Regions from separate parts of the Mus musculus genome. Here region 1 is linked to region 2. Evidence: chromatin loops called from intact Hi-C (ENCODE). Cell type or tissue: heart. All regions are shown on one strand.

Region 1 (8,000 bases), 110 kb after region 2:
ACAAAAAGAGTCAGGTAACCAACATGTCTGGATTATACAGAGAAGAGTCTCTGGAAGAAGGGCAACCCAGTCCCTGGGCTGGAGAGTTCAGGGTAGAAGGCAGAGTATGCCAGCCATACCCTGTAACAAGTAGGGACTGAGGGATGCTGAGAGAACCTAGAGGCCAAGTCTGCTTTGATCTGTTAAATAGATAGCTCAGCAGCTTGTTTGAAACTTAACGTACCTGCAGAGGCCAGAAGAGGGCACTGGATTCCAGTGGACAGGTGTGACAAGCAGTAGTGAGCTGCCATGTAGGGGCTGGGAATTGGCAGGTCCTCTGAAAGAGCAGTTGACATTCTTATTCACTGAGCCTCTTGTCCAGATATAAAATATAAAAATTGTACGCTTTAGCCTTTCCCAGGGCAGAGATGTTACAGCATCTTCCTTTGATAATAGCTTTGAAACTATCCCTTCTGGGATGCCTGTACCATACAGACAGCCTTGGACCCCACCTGTTATATAGCAATTTCCTTACCACTGGGCATTTAAGGATTTGGAAGAGGATTTGCAATTATACATAGTACTAAACAAACTTCTTTTTACAGAGGAATGTGTTTGGTTTTCTCTCCTTGGGATAGATGAATAGAGGGGAAGTTTCAATTTCAGAAGTCAATTTCCATTTCCTCCCTTTTTGGTTAAATGTGTTATTGTGGAAAATTTGTAAAGAAAATAACATTATGAACTTCCTCAGACACCAGTGGCCAGACTTTGCCATATGAATTCATAACAGTCTTGGTTGTTCTGCACCCTGACCAAGATTCCTGGAAAGCAAGTCTAGCCCTAGGTCTCTCGTCATCTCTTCTGAAAATACACCAGTCTGTCCCTCTGAAGGACAACGTTCGTTTTCTTTCAGAAACACCAAACTTAACTTTCAAATCAAGTTGTTGGGCAGGTCACGGGTATATTTGATGGTGAACCACAAGGCCCTCCATCTGACACGACTTCCCTCTCAGATGCTTATAACCCCTCCTGTGTTCACCCATACAGATTTGCACTGGAAACTCAGCATTCTCTGTGCCTTGGAGCAAGCATTTCACACAACTCTTGCTAATACTTTATGTCCCTGACTGTGAGGCAGGATAGAAAGGCCAGGAAAATGTGGGGAACATGGAAAGGAAGAGTGGCCCCTCAGTCAGGCATCTGCTTGAAGCCCATTAGAATGAATGCAGCGAGCTCACCAGCACTGTTGACAGCTTCCAAGCCTCTTCTCTGTTCCCAGCCACAAACTGGTGGTTTTCTAGGGCATCACTGTTACCCAGCTCCCCAACCCCCACACAGTCCTATCTTGACTACTATGTTACCAGGAAAATTGGAGTCTCCTGTCTTGTTAATTCTTAGTCTTAGTTAATAAAGTTTAAGAACAAGGAAGTTGAAGAAAAAAAAAAAAGAGAGAGAAGGAGAACAAGGACGAGGACAAGGAAGAAGAAGAAGCAACCAACTTCAGGACAATTTTCTTTTAGTTTAAAAGAAAAACTCCAAAGAAGGCAAGCTGTATGTAAGTCTCAATCTCAATAGCTGCCTGGAAGATGGAAATGGGGAAGAGGGAAAGAGAAAGCCAGGCCATCTGAACTAAGCTACCCTGAAGGTCAGCCATTGATGGACCATCCTGCCTCCATCTTGGGTTTGAAAGCTATCTTATAGCAAAACCAAACTAGGTTCATTTTTGTTTCTGATTAAGTCTGTTTCTCAAGGATGGGTCTAGGCCCCTCCTGTAACCTTCAGGACAAATGGTTCTATACTGCCTGTTCCAGGAAAGGGCAACCATGCCTTTGTTTCAAAGGGTTACTATGACAACCTGTTGTTACAACAATCTTGTTATGACTGCCTTGCTATGAACACCTTGCAATTGTCTTTGCTTCAGGAGATTATTATGACCAGTTTGTTTGCATCTGTAACCCTGCCTGTTTGCCTGCCAGATCTGCCATTTAGAATCTTCCTACCTTGAGCTGTAAAAACCTTATTGTCCCCACATCCAAAGCTGACCTTTTAAGCCCCCTCCTTCAGGAAAATCAGCCTATGTGTGTGAATTTTTAAAGGTTTCTTTTAATTAATCTCTTGCTTTAATTAATTTGGCCATAATTTGGGTCAGCAGTCTTTCTCCTCTTACCTGCAGGATTAATACCACGTGGTAGGAAGGAGAGCTTCAGAGACAGAGAAATTGACCAAAATGCCTGAAACAGGCAAGCGTAGACCCTGGCCAGCATCCAAAAGAAACAAAAGCAAAGGCAAAAAGACAAAGAAAGACAAAGATAAAGACAAAGAAAGGTCCCCTCTTTGTGAGTCAGAAGGGTGAGCAGAAGAACCTCACAGTGCTCATAGTAGTTCCTCAGAGGCTATAACGGAGAATGTCTTTGGGAGAAGTCATCCCAAGGGATTAGTATTTCTCCCATCTCTTTAGCATCGTTTAAGTATGTCTGCTTTCCTGAGATGTGGTCTCTTAGCCAGTGATTGACTGGTCCTGTTGGAATATTAGGTCTCCATCCAGGCCAGAGATCCATTCTCTCCAACAGAAGAAAATAGATTTTCCTTAATGTGCCTTTAGTGCTACATCACAAGAAACCTTACCTACAAAGGATGTATTCCAAATCTCTATGCAACTCTCGTGGATTTTGTCTTACTTTGTCAGATAATTATTCCATCCTAGGCATCTCTGGAGCCACCTCACATATCTTTCTTATCAAAAGAGAGAAAAGAAGGAAAAGGGTTTCTTGGCAACGTTTTGAAATGTAACCAGAGAGTTACCCATAAGGTATTCAGGGCTGATGCCAAGACAGTGAATTTATTAATCTCTCTTGGGTCAGTCTGTGCCCACGTCTGACTAAGTCTCACTCTGTGCTAAGAAAGTGTTCTTCAGTGTGTCTTACTCTCTGCTGAGCACCACTTTTTCTCTTAACTTTCACATTTCAGCCTACATTAAAATATGTTTGGAGAGCTGGAGAGATGGCTCAGCAATTAAGACTTGCTGCTCTTACAAAGGACCCAGACTTGGTTCCCATCCCAGCACCCACTTGAAGCCTGACTACTCTCTGTAACTCCCGGAGATCAGATGCCCACCTCTGGCCTCTGCAGGCGCTGAACACATGAGGTGCACTGACATACATGCAGGCAAAAAACACCTACACACATAAAACACGAATAGATCTTGAAATATCTTTAAGAAAATTCTAAACTCGGAGGCTGGAACGAAGACTCAGAAGTTAAAAGATCTTACAAAGGTCCTGAGCGATATTTCTAGAACCTACGTAAGGATGCTCACAGATGTCTGTAACTCCACCTTCAGGACCTCAGACACCCTCCACCTCCGTGGGTACCTGTGCTCATGTATGATAGAGTACCTTGGTACCACAGGAATCCTGTGAGATTACATATAACCTTCATCAGCCATTATTGGTCATCCCAGAAGGAACAATTACAGAAATAACCTGTCTCCCCAAATAATCTGTCTTGCTTGAAGTAGATCATTTGAGAAAAGAGAGAGTAGGAAATTGTATGTAAGCCCCCTGTGGCTGTAACAATGTCCTCATTCCCAACCCCCTCACTCCACCCCTATAAAGAACTGGAGCCAGGCTTTTTCCCCGGTAGACCCCTCAATTTCCTGCCAGAGAGGCTGCCCTCGCTGTGCATGCTAATAAACCCAGGCCTATTTGTTGAAGGTCAGACTCTGGTCTCTTTTTGTCTTCTGTCTTTTACACTGCCTCAGAAACTTTACAATGTGGGCAAATAGGAAATTAAAAATAATAAAAATAAATCTCTTAAAGGTTGTATATAAAAGTTTTTTTAAACTGTTTTATTACAAATGAACTAGTTGTGAAATTCTTCTCAATGTCAAAGCCATGAACCCCAGGGAATTACTTTTTTCTATTGCTGTAGTAGAATGTTGTGACCAAGGCAATTTATAAAGGAAGGGTTTATTTGGATTATTGTTCCAGGGAGTAAAGAGTTCTTCACAGTGGGGACAGAGCAGCTGGAAGAGCAGGCAGAGAGCTCACATCCTGAAGCACTAACACAAAGCTGAGAACAAACTAGAAATGGCATCCTTAAAGTCCCCAAGCCCATCTCCAGTGACAGAACTTTCTCCTACAAGGCCACACACCCCTGAGCCTCCCCAAACATCGTCACCAGCTGGGGACCAAAGATTCCAATGCCTGAGTTACGGGGGATGCTGAATTCAAACCACCACGCTCAGCTTAGCCAGAATCACAGAAGTTAGTGAGGGAGGCAGTATGTCTGTCCTCCCACCACTGAGAACTGTGTGTGTTCTAGAAAGGGCCAAGGACACATCAAAGCTCATTTAATTTAGTGATGCTCTGACCTTTTATTAGCAAATTCAAGGATAGTCTTCTCTCTCTCTCTCCCTCTCTCTCTCTCTCTTTCTCTCTCTCTCTCCCTCTCTCTCTTTCCCTCTCTCTCTCCATTCCTCCTCTTCTTCCTGTACTGGCCTGGAACTCACTACATAGCCTATGCCTTAAACCCACAGCAATCCTCCTGCTTCAGCTTCCCCTGTGCTGAGATTACAGGCATGAGCTACCACACCCAAGAGCTAACTTCTAATCACTATGTGCCTGTTTCCCTTTCTCTAAACTGCTTTGTCTCATAGTCCAAACACAACTGAAGCAAATCCAAAGGCCCTCATGTTTCTTATTGACAAAGGCTTGGTGACTAGAATGCGATTGGTGGCTTCCCAGGACTCAGCCTCCAAAGTTTGATTTGCTTCTCTTTTCCTGGCTCAACTGCACTTGTCAGCACCAAACATCCTGGAAGACAAATCCATAAATTAGGATGAAGGGTGGAAAGGATGGAGGCAGGGGGCCCTATGTGTTAGGACTAAAAGTAACTCGGGAAAGGAAAGGGTTTCTTTATAGTCAGTTTATCACTGAGAGAAGCCAAAGCAGGAACTCAGGGCAGGGGTCTGAAGAAGAAACCTTGAGGATGTCTGCTCCCCACAGCTTGCTCAACTTGCTTTCTTACAGAACCCAGGACCACCTGCCTATCGGTGACACAGCTGTCACTGGGCTGGACCCTCTGACACCAATCATTAATGAAGAAAATGCCCTTAACAGACAAGCGTGCCCACAAAGCAACCTGAGGCTGGTCCTCAATTGATAGTCCCTCTTCCTCCCAGGTGACTCTGGTTTGCGTCATGTTGACAACGGTAACCAGAACATGATGAGTGTTTCCATCCTGAGTGGTTGGGTAAGAGAATTTAGGATTTAGAATTTAGAAAGTCAAAAACAGACAGTCAGAGAAAGCACTTACCGAAACACAGTACAAAGGTATGGCAGGCATGCTCCCGAGAAGATCCCTCAGCAGAAGAGTAGTGTTGAAAGTGGCTGGGTTGTATCGGTGTGCACCTGTGGGGAGCTGGCTGGCTAGGCAGACATCTCACTCTGGCTGAGAAACAATTTTCACAGTACGTTGTGTTTTCATGGGATCCCTTTCTGTGTTTTACACAAAAAGAACCTTTTTCTGAGGCAAACACCATCCACCGTGAGGAACCCTTTTCACCAGGGGAAGGAAGTTCCAGGGCTGGGCAGAGGGCTGCACACATATGCTGTGTGTGTGTGTGTGTGTGTGTGTGTGTGTGTGTGTGTGTGTGTGTGTGTGTGTATGTCTGTGTCCGTCTGTCTGTCTGTCTGTCTCCCTCACCTTCTCCACCCCTCCCCACTTCTTCTCCTCTCTCCCACCCTCCCCTCCTCCGACCTCCACTTTCAAGTTTAGTAACACTGACTAGAAATGGAATACAGAGCAAACTCGGGCAGTTTTTCTGGCAAGAATTCTGGACAGGTGATTTAACTTCATGCCCTACCCGGCCCCTGCCCCTTTGCCCTCTGCCTAAAGTTGCTTTTATGTCACAAAAACCTCAGAGGTCGAGCTGAGTCAAATCCCCTGATTGTTTCCAGAAGGAAGTTACAGAAGGTTATTCATCGCCTCGGGAGAAACCCACCCTCAGCTTCGTGGAGCTAGCACCTCGCTCAATCTCTCGGTTCAAAGCAAGAGGAGGCCACTGAGCATTAAGGTCTTTGAAGAAACTGGCTAGAAATGCAGAAACAGTTGCCTGAGAGGCAGGGCTGCGGTGGGCACCATCTTGGGGAGGAGGATTGCGCGCCAGCTTCTCTCACAGGCCTGACACCATTCCTGTCCTGTTCCCATGGAAGGTTTGTACCACCGGTGTTTACAGGTGCTCAGCGGGATCCTAAAAGTCCCCACACATCCCGTAAAGAAAGCAATGTCCTCTGTGTAGATATCTACTCATGTCTTCACACGCCCCAACTCTCGAGTCCTCAGAGAAGTATAAATTAAGGAAAATATTCCACACTCCATTAGCATAAGCGCATCTGGGAAATCGAGTGCAGGTGTCTCTTATCTAATTGTAACAAGTAGACCAGACCTGTAGGTGAGCCTCCCTCTGCCCTGAGGCTACCCGGTATATGAATTACCCAAAGCTTTGTATTAGGTGTGATCAGGCTGTGTGCCTAGAAAGAATGAGAGAAAAAAAACTCAAGTCAAGAAAAAAAATTAAAAGCAGGTACTCAGAAATGAGTCAAGGGACAAGCAAAAGTATGCAATCAATCAACCAATCAATCAATAAATGCCGGGCAGTGGTGGTGCATGCCTTTAATCCCAGCACTTGGGAGGCAGAGGCAGGTGGATTTCTGAGTTCGAGGCCAGCCTGGTCTACAAATTGAGTTCCAGGACAGCCAGGGCTACACAGAGAAACCCTGTCTTGAAAAATCAAAAAAAAAAAAAAAAAAAAAAAAAAGTATGCAAATTGGGTTCAGTTGCCCTCTGGGATCACCAAGCACGAGTGAGTGTGGCTCTCTTGACTCCTTTAAGAGCTCTGAAGGCCGACATTCGGAAGCCCTCCCAACGCTTATGGAGCAGAGACAAAAACATGAATCAGCTGGCTACAAAATGTGGTTCATTATTTGCTGCAGTCTCAAGGGTTTTTATGTGAAGACTCTACATCTGTTAAAGGTCACCCGCAGCCCTCCAGCATGTGAAATAGGCCTGCCAGCCCCCCTGACGACAGCGTGCATAATCTAATTGCAGGCTGCCCTCTTTGACGACTGAGCAAATGCTGCCTTTTCCATCTCTGGAGTAATTTGGAGCTACACAAATGCTGTGATCCTGATGTAGCAGCTGAGAATGGCTCTCAGATGATCACTCTGCAAAGCAACATCATTACAGTACTAACATTTGCTCGAGGATTACTATAATTGTGCATGAAGTGAACAGTGCTGACTCAGAGTGACACAGATTTGTAAACGACACTGCATATACAAAGCAAGGATTATACACAACCGACTCCCCCACTGCCCTGCGTTCAATATTCTATCATTCAATTGTTCTACCGTCTGTACTCTACAAAACTGAAAAAAGTGGGAGTTATATTTTGATAGGTGATGAGAATGATATGAAGAAGAAGAAGATGATGATGATGAAGATACCGTTACTGCTGTGGATGATAATGATGCTAATGCTGACGTTATAGATGCTTGTGACAATGATGCTGTTGATGCTACTGGTGATGATAGTGATGCTAATAATGATGGTGATGGTAGTACTGGTGGTGGTGGTGGTATGGAGATGCTAATGATATTGGAATTACTGATGATGATGATGATACTGACGATTACAATGATGATACTAATGATGATGGTAGTGTTGGTGATGCTGCTGCTGCTAATGCCACTGCTGTTGATGGTGATGATGCTAATGCTGATGGTGGTGGTGATGAGGATGTTTGAGTCTTCTGGCTCTTTGCTCTTTCTCTGTCATACTTGGAACACAATGACTCTTCATGAGAATAGGGAACATCCAAGATGCCTCTCTAAAACTGTGCTGTTTCTGTAGTTTTCTTTTACAAAGCTAGCTGCAATTCCAGTCCTATGGGGTCCAAGGAGCTTACTCTGCTATTCTAAGCCATGCCTGTACCTTTTGTTCTACTTGCAAGGAAGGAG
Region 2 (8,000 bases):
ACCAGCATCGCTGATACTCAGCACATTTATTATATACATCTGAGGGAGGAGGTAGTTAGCTGATCTTGGTAGAGCGGTCCCAGGCTCGGGTCATCAGGGAGGAGGAATCTGTGTCTGTTACTTTTTACACAGTTCTAGAGCCAATGATCACCAGTTTATCAGCATTAGTATCTGAACCAGAGAAAGGCCTTACCATTCCCCTGATGGAGAAGGCCTTGCCATTCCCGTGTCTGAGATGTCAGGGTCCTTGACCTGACCAAGCTCTTGTTGTGAATGGTCATTCGTGTGTGGGTAGGGTCACTCCCTCAAAAATTTCATCTGGACTTCTACCACTTCTAAGCACAGTTCTGACAAATAGAGGCCACACTCAATGAGCACAGTAAAAACTTAACTGTGTAATGCGGAAGCCGGTAAATAGGTCTGGCCCCTAATCCTTTTTACTGGCTGATCGTAACAGACCTCTATTCTGATTTAGTGGCTGGAGGGTGGGTGGGTGTGGAATCTGGATGATAAAGGCAAGTATCAATATATAAGGAACCAAACCAAACCTTTAATACAAATATTGGAACTTGAAAGGAACAAAACTCAATCCCAAGGCAAACTTTGCATCTTTATAAAGGTAATGTAGGACAAGGTAAAAACAAGGAGGAGAAGGAAGAGGGAAAGAAGGGGGAGAGGAGAGGAGGACGAGGAAGGGGAGGAAGAGGAGGAGGAAAGCCCAGTGACGTTTTTCACACTTTAATCCCAGTGCCAGGGAAGCAGAAGCAGGCAGATCTGTGTGGGTTCAACTACATGGTGTGTTTTAGCCCCATCCCCTCCCCCACGTCCTCTTCCCTCCCCAAAAATAATTAGAGGAGAAAGGGAGGAAGGAGAGAGAGGAGGAAGAAGATATGAATTATCCTTTGCATTGTTAAAAGTACTGAATTAAAATCTTCCTCCATCTTGAAGAACTAAACCTTGGAATAATAAAACTGTTTCATGGTCTGGGAGCTCCGTGGTTACCATTTGCCCCGCAAGCATGAGGATGCAAGTTTCATCCCTGGAACTTATGTGAGCACGAAAGGCCTAGTGACCTGTGTTTGTAATTAAAGCACTGGAAAGGATGAGGTGAGTTAATCCCTGAGCCTGGCTGGCAACCGACTTAGCCTGCTTGGCAAGTTGAAGGTCACTGAGAGACCTTGTCCTTAAAAGTAAGGTGGACAATGTGTTCTGGAGTTTTATGTCAACTCGATACAAGCTAGAGTCATTTAGGAAGAAAAGTTCAAATGAAAATGTGCCTCCATAGGATTTGCCTGTAGGCAAGTCTATAGTACATTTTCTTAATTACTGATTGCTATCGGAGGGCCCAGCTTACTGTGGGCAGTGCCACATTTTAGGTGGGAGGTGGTTCTGGGATGGTATAAGAAAGCAGGCTAAGCCAGCTATGAAGACCAAGCCAGAAACCAGTGTTCTTCCATTGTCCTTCCATTGTCTCTACTTCAGTTCCTGCCTCCAGGTTCCTGTCATGCTTGAGTTTCTGCCCTGACTTCCCTTAGTGATAGACTATTACATAGAAATGTAGCAAAATAAACCCTCTCCTATTTGGGCTACTTTTAATAATAGTGTCTTATTACACCAAGAAAAATCCTAAGACAAAGTGCTTGAAGAATAGAATCCAAGATTGATCTTTGGCCTACACACACACACACACACACACACACACACACTCCAGTTAAGAGCAGTATGCCCACATTCAACATGCTAAATCTTTTCTACTTGGTTCAATGACACAATCTTTACTCTCTTCTCTGAAGGCATACCTTAAGTGCCAGGAAAGCCTTAATTCACACCTAAGTAATAACTGGCATTTAAGTTGTGGAATATATACATCTATCCATGAGTTCAGGGCTCCAAAATCAATTAACAAAGTCAATGCAATAGCCTCAAGAATAGAGCACCAAAGTTAACAGAAAAAGTATACCCACGAATGAAAACGCATTAATATAAGTAGTTAAATTTAGGAACCCTGTTGGGAGTGGCGACACACACCTTTAATCTCAGCAGTTGGGAGGCAGTGACAGGCAGATCTCTGTGAGTTTGAGGCCAGCCTGATCCACATAGTAAACTCAAGGACAGCCAGAGCTATACAGTAAGACCTTGTCTCGAAGTTAATTAATTAATCCTATCAAAAATACTTACTGACATATTTACAACAAGTCAATATGCACACATGCACATGCAGGCAAGACTAACTGGATACAGTAGAATATTAAAGGGGGTAAAGGCATTATTATATTGGGAGGGGGATATGCTCAGAAGGAGCTGGAGGTGAAAAAAATGGTTGGTGGACATGATTGCAATACACTGTATTACAATCAAGGAGAGGCAGGGAGGGAGGAAGGAGTGAAAGGAAGTGGCCATTATCTCTGGTACTGTGTAGTTTTACAGCTTTGGGGGAATGTTCCTTGGCTACTGGCATACTTCACATTTAAACTGTAAAGTGCACCAGAAGACAGCATGTTTAAGAAAAGAGGTGAGGAATATTCTCAGTGAGGCAGTCCAGCACAAGATTGAACATGGGACTGTAACAGAAAATACAGACATCATTTTGCTCAGTTAATAGGAAACAAAATAACAGAGATGAACTCCCACTAGGAGCAGTATAGCACCAGTACATGACTGGATATTAGATTTATGACTCATGTCCATGACCCAATTTGTCATGGAGAACAAGAGGCAAAATAAGAGTGTAACCTGACCAAGGATGGAGGCAAAAACATTTGCCAGAAATTCTAAAGAGGACTTAGATGCTGAGTAGAGATGACACGCCATTTGGGTTCACGGCTTAGATTCTGAGGTTCCAGGGAATGCCCACTGCCACTGAGCCAAGCCTCTGTGGTGTCCAGCTTCAGCGTACTCCATCTGATCCATGCTGGACTTTGTGAGGTTTAAGCAGAGAGTACACAGAAATTGACCTTCCTCTATCCGGGGTTGGCCTTCAGCCTAGAGATAACCGGCTTCTGTGATTGCCTCAACTGGGCACTGATTTCCTCTGAGATGTTGGTCAGACATGGAGCCATCCTACAGATAATAATTAAGGACAACTGTTCACACACTTAAGGAAAGCATTCCTTGGATACTCAAATCAAAGTGAGGATGTGTGCACTCTATTTGCTCCGAAGATTTTCATGTCAACACAAAGTAGTTTCAAGCTCATCAGAGAAGAAAAGGTGTAATCTCTAAAAGGTGAGTAAAATGATCTAAGTCAAAGAAATATTTCAATTCATACTCAAATGTTTAAAAACTAATTGTACAGGTGAGGCAAAATTGGATTTTTTTTTTCAGTGTAGAAGCATGTTGGGTCTTTTTGTTTATGAAGTCAAACCAAGTACATGGTTAAAACCATGAACATTTTAAAGTAAAGTTAAAAATTAAATTATAAAACTAAGCCACATATTCCAACTTGGTTAATTTAGAATTAGAAATACGTGAATTCTAAAGTTGTTGATTATTTATCCCAGAGTACAGAGTTCTTTAAAAAAGGACTCAGCGAAAAATAATTGACACAGGAGGTAAAACTCCTAAGACTCCATAATGAACTTAGACCTTTCTACCTTTAAATTTCAGATGTGTATATGAGCTGTGTCTGTACTTCTTTCTCTTACAGACAGTGAAAGATTGTATACTATGGAGATCGTATACTACATATGCTTCAGAAAATCCTCATTCCCCAAGGCCCAGACTTCTCAAATTATTAACCTCAATGACACATCCAACAGCTCCAGTCAGGAGCTTCAGTCAGGGCTTCCCATTATGGAGAAGTGGTTTGTCCTCTTACAGCACTTAGAGTCAAACACAAAACCAAAGGAGATGCATTGAGAGCATAAAGCAAGACAGGACTTAAAGCCACAGTGAAGATGAGCTACCAGAAGAGCTCAGTGCACACAGAACCCAGATTCCTTTCTGTGAATGAGTTTGACATCAGTGCTCAGGCTGAGTCATAAGCCTAGGGGCCTCTGAGAGGTAGAGTTTTTTTGTTTTTTGTTTGTTTGTTTGTTTGTTTTTTGCCTATACGAAACAGTGGGTTTGAAGTACCACCTCACCTTTGAGGCAAGGACAAACTCCTTCACGAGCTTGGAAGGCAATGAATCTGTTGTCTACTTCCAAGCTATTGGCAGGATCGTCTAAAGAAATGAACAAGCTTGGCCTCTGGTGTGCTGGTGTGGGTGTTCCGAGCTCAGCCCCTTTGTTGGAAATCAATGTGGAGGTACCTCAAAAAGCTAGACATAGGACTATCATGTGATCAAGCCAGAACATTTCCTGAGAATATTCTCAACAGACTCTATATTCTACTGTAGATTTATTTACTCATTCATGTTTATTGCTTCTCTGTTCACAATCACCAGGAAATGAAAAGGTTTAAAATGTCCCATCACCTGATAAATGTGTAATGATACATGGAAGATTATTCAACCATAAAGAAAAATCAAACTACAAAATTATCAGTTCGGTGCATTTCTCAGCCCTCATCAGGGAAGCTTCTTTTTATAGTATAAGGTGATTAATACAAAGACCCACGGCTTGTCAAAATCTAGGGAGTAAGAGACTGTGGTATGATCAGCTTTAAAAGGGCATCTGTGTCACATTCTTGATCATAAGGCTCAGGAAGCATTGTAGAAGAGGCATCTTAAGCACCAGAGGTAGTGGACATCTACTGCAAAACCTTCTTTGCCAGACAAGACAGCGCTGTTGTACACGTGAGCTCACAGCAGCTGTGGCTGTAAACACAAGACCTGAGCAAGATCCAGCCAGCCAAAATCTCGCCACGGTCAGGGCGGGAGCTCATGAAGTCTCACCCATGGCCGAGGAGCTATTGGCAATTTATGGCTGCTAGCCGGTGAGAGCATCAGTTTTCTTCAGGGATTCAGATTCTAAGATGCTATCCATATTCCATTAGATAGTTCAACACCTATGAACACACAGACAACACTACGTGACTCAGTAGGGAGGAGGAGGAGGAGGAGGAGGAGGAGGAGGAGGAGGAGGAGGAGGAGAAGCAATGAAGAAGCATGAACTTGAGAGGGAAAAGTGACAGTGGGGAATGGGAGGAATTTGTTGGCAAAAATGAGTGAGGTCTGATCACAATGCATCATGTGCATGTATAAAAGTTTTAAGCGGTTACTTAAGTGAGTTAGAAAACTTGCCATTGTACATGGTAACATGTGCAAATTGAGATGTAGGTACGAGCATTGTTTTATGTAGTTTATCAACAAACATAGAAGTAATTAAGACAGGAAAAAAGTCATGGGGAATAAATACTGAATTTATGAGAAGCTTGTGGGTTTTGTCCATTTGATTTGGTTAACAACGTTACTAAATAAGATTATGGCCCACATAGTTCAAAGAAGCAAAAGAAAATTAAAGACCAGACAAAAAAAAGAGGGGGTAAAGTACAAAATGTGTTTAATTTGTAACTTATCCCATTTCAAACCGGAAAAAGGAAATGTCTTTAGAAATACTGCAAGGCAATGTGACTAATAACTGCCTGCAGGTGTCAGACCCAGTAGATCCTTCTGGGGTGCTGGCAAGACACTGGACAAGGACGAAGGCTGTGAAGCTCACAGCTGAAAGCAGGGGGTGCTTCAGCCTGTCATTAATGATTAATAATTGGAGTCATGGAGTGACACAGAATACTGAGTGGTCTGGTAAGAGGTAAGAGAAGCCTGTCCAGAGGAAACACAGGAAGGCCTACCTCAGTCACTAAGTTGGTAAGTCACTTACTTTCATTGGGTAGCCAAAGATCTGCACTGTCCTTGAATACCAGCTGAGGGTTGCTATACATCCCTCCTCCAACTTCAAATGTTCTCCTGCTGACAAAATAAAAACATGTTCATACAATGTAAAAACCTATGTCTACAAAGGCAATGGGGAAGCAAGAGTGAGGAAGACGGAAAAATGGAGGGAGAGGCAAAGGGAAGGGGGAAGGGGGAGAGAAGGGGAAGAAGATAACGGAGGATGGAGAAAGAGAGGGAGAAGGGAGGGGAAAAGAGGGTCCAAGAGGGAGGGGAAAAGGAGGAACATACAGAGACAGCGGGTAAGGAGAGGGAGGAGAAGAAAGAGAGGGAGAGGAGAGACTGGAAACTGAAGAGTTTGTGCTAGATCACCATAGGAATTGGTGGAGACAATAGCAGCTGTGGAGACAGATCCAAGAAACACATACTATAAAGGAATGTTTTTAAAACTTTTACGTAGTCACATAAAATCATGTATGTGTGTAGAAGTGACTTGTCCAGAGAATCAAGGGAGGTAGATCTACCATACCCAACAGAACTTGTTATTTAAAAAAAAAAATTGAATGAGAGAGACAGAGACAGAGACAGACAGAGACAGAGAGAAACAGACAGAGAGAGAATGGTAAGGGGAAAGTCAAAGTGTCTCATGAACAAACATCAGTTCTTTTGCTAATGAGCTCAATGGCCTAGGAGAAGAGAGTCAGTGAGTTTTCTGAGGTCCATGGCCCTGCCTGGGTCCTGAGTCTACAGCAGTGGTTGTAACTACTCTTGTTAGTCTGACAGCTGCTGGGGACATGAAGAACAGTGTGAGCATTGTGAAAACCACTCTAGATAAAATGGTGTTAGCAATCACTTCTTTGCCTGTTACATCATCAATACAAAAAGCACACAGCTCTTACCTTACAGCAAACATGACATTATACTGGAGCCATATTTGAGAGACCATGGTCTGGGAACAGAGATTTAGGTTATGCCAGATGTTCATGTCCCAATATGGAAGCCGTCTCATGAATTTTATAGTTTTATAGAATGACAAAAGTCATAAATCAAGGCAAGTTTAAAATACACTAGAGTCTACATAGAGAGGCAGACACAGCAAGATGGGGAAGTTTTTCTAAGGCCTCAGATGCTACCTGATAAAATTCTTAGACTTTGAATAGGTACAAGCTAGTAGTATCAGTATCAGAATCAGAATCTAGCAGTAACAGTAGCAGTAGCAGTTGTTAGCAATAGCCGTCATCATCGTAATCCTCTTTAAAAATCAATAGATTTCAAAAGGTTATTTATCAGTCATGGAATGTTAGTCCTGACACTAAGTAGAGGTGGGCAAGAAATGGTTGTTGAAGTGGCTAAGTCTATCCGAAATTAAGATAACTGGCCTCTGAACTTATACTATTTCATCCTTTCCACACTATTACAGTTCTAACCAGTGAACCAGACGTTGTAGACTCAGGGGCCTTCCAGGAACTCTCACAGACATTGCGAAGATGTATGCCCTGTCCCACAGAAAGTATTGATCTTTTCCTTAGTCAGCTATGCTTCAGCCATGTGACTACCACAATTTTCTGAAGAAGTGCAGCCTTTCATAATCAAATTCATTCATTGCCCAGATTCTCATCCAGATAAGTTAGGAGACAGAACTATAGCGTAAGAGAAAATAAGGTTACTCTTATGCAAGAATACTGGATTAAGAAAACCAATGAGGTGATATGAACCTTAACCAAATTAAAATGTCTGAGAGGGGACTGGAGAGATGGCTCAGTAATAGAGTGCTTACTGTAGAATGTAAAGACCTTAGTTAACTTTCCAGCACCCACGATGAAAGCTGGGTTCTGTGGCATTTGTTCCTGTAGCAAAGTAGATCAATATGAACCTGTACTGGAACTGGGGAGAGCCTAGCTCCCAAGCCAGAGCTCTTCAAGCATTCTGTAGTGACTCTGATAAATCCAGTGATAAGTAGTTCCAGGCCTTAGCGGCAGGATGCCTATTATATTGAAGTAGGAGATAGTAGCCAGCTGCACCCCACCTTGCTCCCCAGGTAGATGGAATGAGCCTGGTTTTGGCTGCTTGGTACTGACTCTTCAAAGGTCCTCAAATGCATTTTCTTTTAACTAACACCTATGGATTATATATTGTCCTGTTAGACCACAGATCATCTAGCTTGTGCATTCTCTCTCTCTCTCTCTCTCTCTCTCTCTCTCTCAGAAATCAGGCCATACACTCCTCTAG

Evidence for each region. Peaks named below come from ENCODE experiments on the same cell type or tissue, not always from the same donor. Only the 100,000 strongest peaks of a DNase experiment are listed, where the experiment ranks them.
Region 1: a loop joins it to region 2, with 2.6 times the contacts of the local background. A loop is called at or near these places in 16 of 42 quality-filtered maps.

The regions. Positions count from the first base shown.
Region 1 is chr13:23,942,810-23,950,809 of GRCm38, forward strand. It overlaps Gm33516 (a long non-coding RNA gene), which reads left to right. Exons shown (of 3, transcript XR_382128.3): 3 at 5,940-6,306. Among named protein-coding and RNA genes, the nearest start is that of H2ac1, 12 kb to the left of the region's middle. In heart, no CTCF peak of the experiment used is centred here; no DNase peak of the experiment used is centred here; H3K27me3 peaks cover 1,352 bases.
Region 2 is chr13:23,833,919-23,841,918 of GRCm38, forward strand. It overlaps Slc17a3 (solute carrier family 17 (sodium phosphate), member 3), which reads left to right and starts at 5,516. Exons shown (of 12, transcript NM_001164743.1): 1 at 5,516-5,747. In heart, no CTCF peak of the experiment used is centred here; no DNase peak of the experiment used is centred here; H3K27me3 peaks cover 703 bases.